Linked DNA regions of Homo sapiens: region 1 is linked to region 2. The links are chromatin contacts, found by Hi-C in ENCODE. All regions are on one chromosome and are shown on one strand. The core of a region is the stretch at or near the end of the contact, and the rest is flanking DNA. Distances in the headings are between cores, read along the strand shown.

Region 1 (3,554 bases), core at 700-3,199, 520 kb before region 2:
AAAAGGAACCAAAATTCCTTAAACCTTTGAGATTTAATGAATACCTTAATATATGTTTCTGTGAAATTAATGACCAAGAATAATAATAACAAAACACATCCTTTAGCTAATAAAACATATATGTGAAATATTTATTTCTGGTCTAGCATCTGCTAGACTAAAAAAAAGGCCATTTCCTCCCCCTCTGTGATAACTTTGGTTTCATCTATTTAGATTTAACTCTTCAAGACCTTATTTAAATACCTACCATCTTATGAAAGCTGAAGAATTTCATTGACTCCAAGCTCAGCTTTTTATCTCAAAGGAGTTCACATAACTACACTGTCTAAATCAGTCTTCCTGGCATATTCAAAATCCTGGCTCATTTATAACCTCCTCCATCCTATTACTGATTTGCATTCTTAACTACAGGTAAGAGAAAACCAGTGCAACCTAGCTTTCAATAGACAGGAATTTGCTGGCTCATATAAATGAGACATCCAATAAAGAAGAAAAGTTGGAAAAAATGTGTCAAATGTAGCATCCTTTCTCTCTCTTTCTCTCTCTCTCTGTTTTTTCACCTAGGCTTGTGCCATAAACCTTCTTCTACATCAGTTACTGTGGTTATGGCTGTCTTGTTGGCTGAGCTCGAGCTATAGGGTCTATCCTTGGACACAAAGGATGGAAGGCATCCTATCCAAAACACAGGGATCTGGGATTGGGGAAGAGATGGGTCTCTTACTAGGAGGCTGGCTTAATGGGTAAAAATTACAGATGTCTACTACAATCATTAAACATGAATGGATGCATAATGTACTCAGATTTTTTCTTGTACAGTTGTATGGACCCCAATTTTTTTTTGACATTTGAAGGTTTGTGTCTTAACTATTAGTTTTATTCCCAGTTCATAATGTAGTGAATAGCATTTTATAAGAGCTCTCTTAATGTCTACACAGTTTAAATCAATTTTTAGTAGATCTTTTTTTCATATTATTTTTATGCAATCATGTGTTTACCAGAACAAATCTGGAAGAAAAATGGCATTGGTATGCTCATTTGCAGACTCGGGGAACAGAAGTATCTTTCCCACACATCAATTTTATAGCATAGCAGAGTCAACCCTAAAACTCAGGATTTCTAAATACTCTTTCAATTTCAAATTTTGAACTATATGGTGCCACACTACCATTAATCATAATGAATGTTATTTCCCCCCTTAAAAATAGCTTGGATTGTGGGATGAGACGCAACTGAGTTTGAATCTCAGCTTTGAAATTTTATAATTGTGTAAACCTAACCTTGCAGGGATAATATTGACCCTCACCTTAATATCTGTTTGCCAAAATAAAAGAGATAATGCAAGTCACACTTGGCACTGTGGCTGTCACATAGATGGTGTTCCTTTAAGGCTTTCTATCTGCACTAAAATTACCACCACCACCTCTGCCACACCACTGCTGGTATTCCTATGACAACTGCTCTTGTTAACGATTACTGCTGGACGTGAAATTATGCACCAATACTCAGCATCATGTAATTTTCTTAAAAAAAATCAAAATTATGTTTGCCTTTGTTTCACTACAGCAACGCAAGATTGCTTAGCCCTTTTTCAATATCCTTTTCTCTCCTGAAACCCCTTTATCAACCAAATTATGAGATCTGAGATACTAATCGCTTGAGATATTGTTGTTATCTTCTGTTAATAAGAAGCAATACCTCACAAGCTAGTTTGAATTTACCTAAAAATGAAAATTAAACTACTCTAAAATAACATTATGTTCATATAATTTTAATAGGTAGCAGCTTTTGCCATCATAAGTTTATCAGTCACTGTTTTCCACATGAGATTGAGGTAAGAGAGAGACCCTCTCATATTGTTTTACGTTGCTTTATACTCAGTACCTGTTTTAAGGAAAAACAACAAGGAAGTAAAACCAAAGACAGGCAGCCTGGCGCCAGGCCTGAAACCAGGCCTGGGCCTGCCTGGCCTAAACCCAGTAGTTAAAAATCAACTCATAACTTAGAAACCAATGTTATTCATAGATTACAGACATTGTATAGTAGAGCATTGTGAAACTCCCTGCCCTGTTCTGTATCTCTCTGACCACTGGTGCATGCAGCCCCTGTCACATACCACCTGCTTGCTCAAATCAATCACGACCCTTTCATGTGAAATCTTTAGTGTTGTGAGCCCTTAAAAGGGACAGAAATTGTGCATTTGGGGAACTCGGATTTTAAGGCAGTAGCTTGCCGATGCTCCCAGCTGAATAAAGCCCTTCCTTCTACAACTCGGTGTCTGAGAGGTTTTGTCTGCGGCTCGTCCTGCTACATTTCTTGGTTCCCTGACTGGGAAGCGAGGTGACTGATGGATAGCTGAGGCAGCCCCTTAGGTGACTTAAGCCTGCCCTGTGGAGCATCCCTGAGGGGGACTCCAGCCAGCCTGAGTGACGTGATCCAAAGAGCGCTCCCGGGTAGGAAACTGCCCCAGTGGAACACCTCGCCAGAGCAGCGCACATAGCAGGCCCCCGAGGAGGATTAACACAGTGGCTGAACACCAGGAAGGAACTGGCACTTGGAGTCCGGACATCTGAAACTTGGTAAGACTAGTCTTTGGAACTTGCCTCACTCCATCTGAGTGGAAGCGTGGCCTGATCACCCACAGCGTGCCTGCATTGGCACTCTTGTTCTGGTTTTGACTTGACTTGAATTGCTGGATACTTTGGTTTTGGTTTTGACTTGGCTGGAATTTTTTGATACTTGGATTTTGAATTTCATGATTTTGGTTTGGTATAAACGGTAGAAGTGTGTGTGTGCCCTCTTTACCTGTTCTTTGTCTTGTGGTATGTGTGGTGTGAGTGTGGTATTTTGTCTCGGGAAAAAAAAAAAAAAAACAACGTGGGTCAGGCACAAAGTAAGCCCACCCCACTGGGAACTATGTTAAAAAAAAAAAAATTCAAGAAAGAATTGAGGAAGCCTGGACAGGTCCCTTGTTTCAAAGGTATGGCACAAGGTAACCTGTAAGCCAAAGCACCCAGACCAGTTTCCGTACACAGACAGTAACAGCTGGTTTTAGACCCCCTTTCCTCCCCACAGTAGTTAAAAGAACAGCAGTATAAGCAGCTGGCAGAGGCAGCAGAGAGAAAAGGAAAGACCAGCAGAGAGAAAAAAAGGCCATCTAAACCAATTGTAAGTTAATTTAGACTAAACAAGGTCTTATTAATAGCAAAGGATAATTGAAATCCCAAACTTACAAGGTTTTCAACAAAAGTGAAGTTTGCTAAAAGTTAACAGTGTAACATGTATTATGGTAACTTCTAATCTTGTGGCCTTAGTCCCAAAGACATAAAGAAAGTTTGCTTTAAAAAAAGGAATGGTTATCTTCAAAAAAAAAAAAAAAAGGGGGGGGGGGCAGGCAGAATTTAGGTAAAAAGAGTGTTATATGGTAAATTCTTGTCCTGAAATAAATTAACTGGTTGTTTAAAGAAAAAAAAAATGTTTGTAATAAGTCAGAAAGTTGAGACATGTTGAAAAATTGTCGGCGAAAGTCATGAAAGAAAAAATGTTATAAAAATTGT
Region 2 (3,357 bases), core at 309-2,808:
AGTGCTTTAAACTATTTGAGGCCTAACTCTTAGTTTATTACCAGTTTCTCCTGTAACCACATTTTAATGCAGCAGATCAAAGAGCCACCTGAAAATCCGTAGGAATTACATTTACTGGATGCAGAATGGAACCAGTTTAGCAGTAAATAGCCACAATGTTACACACACTTTTTTTTTTCACTGACTCATTTAAGCCTTACCACATTACATGAAGTAGATACTATTATTACCTTTGCACTGCAGATGAGAAAACTGAAGAAATGAGAGGTTATGTAACTTGTAACTTACCCAAGGTCATGCAAATAATCCGTGGTGAAAAGTTGGGCCTTAAACCATCCAGTGCAGCTCTTAAGGGTTATTTATTAACCTGTGCTGACTCTTTTCAAGAGATGTCATCCCCTTCAAACTAAGTCTAGAAATGGCTTTCATGTGCTCTGCCAACCTAAAAGCAATTTCATAGTTCTAACAAGCAAAAGCCTCCTCACACATGTTTTTTGAGTATTGACTACAAACATGATAAAAACTGTAAATTTTTGGGAGAAAGGGAACCATTAATAATGCAAGAATGACTTTGTGAACTGGCATTGTCTTGGACAAACCAGAATACGGTTACTCTAACCATGAGGGTTCTTTGAATGACCCACTCCCTTTGCATTAGTTCCCTGAGAATCCCTGCCTATACCTTACCAGTGAACTGCATCCTTCTTATACATCTCTTTCCTGAAGGAGCTATTTTTCCTAACATTAAGCCCATTTCTTACTATTTCCTGCTTCATTTTCTGATGGTTCTCTTCAATGATCAGACATGTCAGGTCAATTACTACAGTCTCTTTTCTGCACATCCAAACCCATGCCCTATTGAACATTCCCAAATTTCCTCCTCCTTCCCTTTCTGACTCCAGTGCTGACTAAATTAGACCAGTTTCCTGTATAATCCAGATGTTGCTTCATCCCTGGACTAATCATTTCTGTACCCATTTTTGCATCTACATTCCCACTACTTTCCTATTTACTCTCTCCCTGAGAAGTTCTATCAAATTTCAACAGCAACAGATAGCCATAGAACTCACCCAATCAAGAAATTAAAATTTGAGCATACAAAAACCACTTTCTGTCTAACTTGTTCTTGACAAAGAAAAAATAACAAGAATTTTAATGAGATTATTAATGTAATAAACAATTGTCATTTTAAAAGACAGAAGAAAATATATGTTTTTGCTTTCAAAATAATTTTGCTTTGTTTAAAGATGTTTTGAATAAGAAACTAGTGAGAATAAGCTATGTTGACTAACAAATTAGTCCAGTCAAGGCTAATGAGGTGGAGTAATTAACATTTACTGAGCATAAACTAATGCCAAGCTGTGTTTTTTAATGGGAAAAAAAAAACAGAGAAATCAGTAAATACGTCAATATGCAGGAAAAGGGAAATATGAAAAGACAGACAGCAGAATGTAGATTAAACACAATAAGTTCCTATTTGTGAGTCATGCCCAAATTCTCATTCATTGGGCAACTTATAAGAATTAACTGAGAAGAGAAACCACAGTTTTTTACTTTGGAGTTTGGCTTATTGTTAGAAATAATGAATGAGAGTCAGACACACTTCCAGAGTACCAAGACAACACTCAGAAGAGGAATAATACAGCTTCACCTTGATTTATAATGTGAAAAGATTCAACCTAGCTTTTGAAAGTCTACAGAATAGAGAGAAGCACAGGTAAAGAAGAAAACTGCCCTAATAAACAGTTCTAATAGAAAATGTTTCCTGACCCAGACTATGTCAGGGAAAACATGCAAAATATTTTCTTCTTCTTCTTTTTTTTTTTTTTTTTTTTTGAGACAGAGTCTCGGTCTGTCGCCCAGGCTGGAATACAGTGGAGCGATCTCGGCTCACTGCAAGCTCTGCCTCCAGGGTTCAAGCCATTCTCCTGCCTCAGCCTCCCGAGTAGCTGGGACTACAGGCATCTGCCACCACGCCCGGCTAATTTTTTGTATTTTTAGTAGAGACGGGGTTTCATTGTGTTAGCCAGGAGGGTCTCGATCTCCTCACCTCGTGATCTACCCGCCTCGGCCTCCCAAAGTGCTGGGATGACAGGCGTGAGCCACTGTGCCTGGCCAAATATTTTCTTCTTTATTAAGCATTGTCTTCTATGTTTGTTTCTACCCTTGCTGCCACATTCCTGCTTTCTTAAGAATGAGTTATCTAAGTCACAAACTAATATTTTAATAAACTTTGTTTTTCAGAAGACATGCCATTCTCAAGCTTCTACATTGGCTGAGGTTTTCAGATACTGATCTTATCTGCCAAAGTGCAGGAAAAGCATCATTTAGTGACAACTTACTCTAGCTGCTGACTCAGTATCTCTAGAATACAGGTAAAAATCTCAAAAATCTCAATCAGGACATGTCAGGGCATGGTGTTTTAGAGCTGTAGGGAATCTTAGGTAATCTGCTTTATGTAACTATTATGCAATACATGATACTGTCTACTTGCAATTTTTAGAAGTTGTTTTAAGAGGTTGAAAATTTTTTTCTGCCTTCTTATTCAGATGTCATTTTACCAGCCTGAAGAAGAATTTACTCTCTGATGAGAAATGCCACAATTGCCAGCAAAATTCACAGTGACTTGCATACAAGGTTATAACTATTAAAAAAAAAAAGAGTAAGGAGCTTTACAGCTTTCATGGATGAGGGTGCTTCTTGCTGCAATATAGTGTTTTCCCTCTGTTGATATGCTTTAAGCTATATGCATAGGCACTGTAGTGAGGACATAAAATATATGAACTATGAAACATTTTGAATATTGACATTTTCAATTATTTTTTAATACTCATAAAACCTTACTCCTGAATTTGCTGAAATGCAGGGCGGTCTACTTCAGTTCATTAGATACCTAGTGGGAGGATGTAATCACAAAGCTAGAAAAATGTGAAACACTCCAGGCTAGACATCTTAGGCTAATCATAATGTAGGAAAGTTCTTCAAGGATTTGAGCACACAGCACTTCATAAATAGTACTGCTACCAATTAATTTCTCTAAAATGAAGATTACAGATTTCCCATGGTGAAATTAATGTCATAGAGTTAACGTCTTTTGTAATAGAAAATGGTTATTTTGTCGCCTTTCTAATTCTGAATTAAGATACAACCTTTCTCCTCATTCTTCTCCACCCACACACATTTAATATTAGATATTGGTAGAACTATTTAAAATTTTTCTCTCTACTAAAATAAAGGATTCTCTTATTTATGAAAATAAATAGTTGATGTTCATTTTAATAGCAGATGTAATAAAACAATAAATTGCAAGTTACTAAAGCAGCAGATATCAAAAGAATGCTATAAAATAAATGCTAT

The links. A loop is a pair of places that touch in the nucleus more often than their neighbours do. Pooled maps may share reads with other maps.
Region 1: a loop to region 2 is called in a pooled map, with 11 times the contacts of the local background. The contact joins two enhancer-like sites. A Hi-C loop is called at or near these places in 12 of 37 single-sample maps with no recorded cell type and 3 of 50 pooled maps.

What each region holds. Positions count from the first base shown.
Region 1 is chr4:91,357,711-91,361,264 of GRCh38, reverse strand. All of the region lies in intron 10 of CCSER1 (coiled-coil serine rich protein 1), which reads right to left. Among named protein-coding and RNA genes, the nearest start is that of LNCPRESS2, 920 kb to the left of the region's middle. RefSeq lists an enhancer at 1,968-2,127. Within about 2 kb of position 1,949, at least 2 of the 41 ENCODE cell types and tissues checked have a DNase peak (open chromatin) inside an H3K27ac peak, as active enhancers do.
Region 2 is chr4:90,840,057-90,843,413 of GRCh38, reverse strand. The region is part of intron 8 of CCSER1 (coiled-coil serine rich protein 1); the gene reads right to left. Among named protein-coding and RNA genes, the nearest start is that of CCSER1, 710 kb to the right of the region's middle. Within about 2 kb of position 1,558, at least 2 of the 41 ENCODE cell types and tissues checked have a DNase peak (open chromatin) inside an H3K27ac peak, as active enhancers do.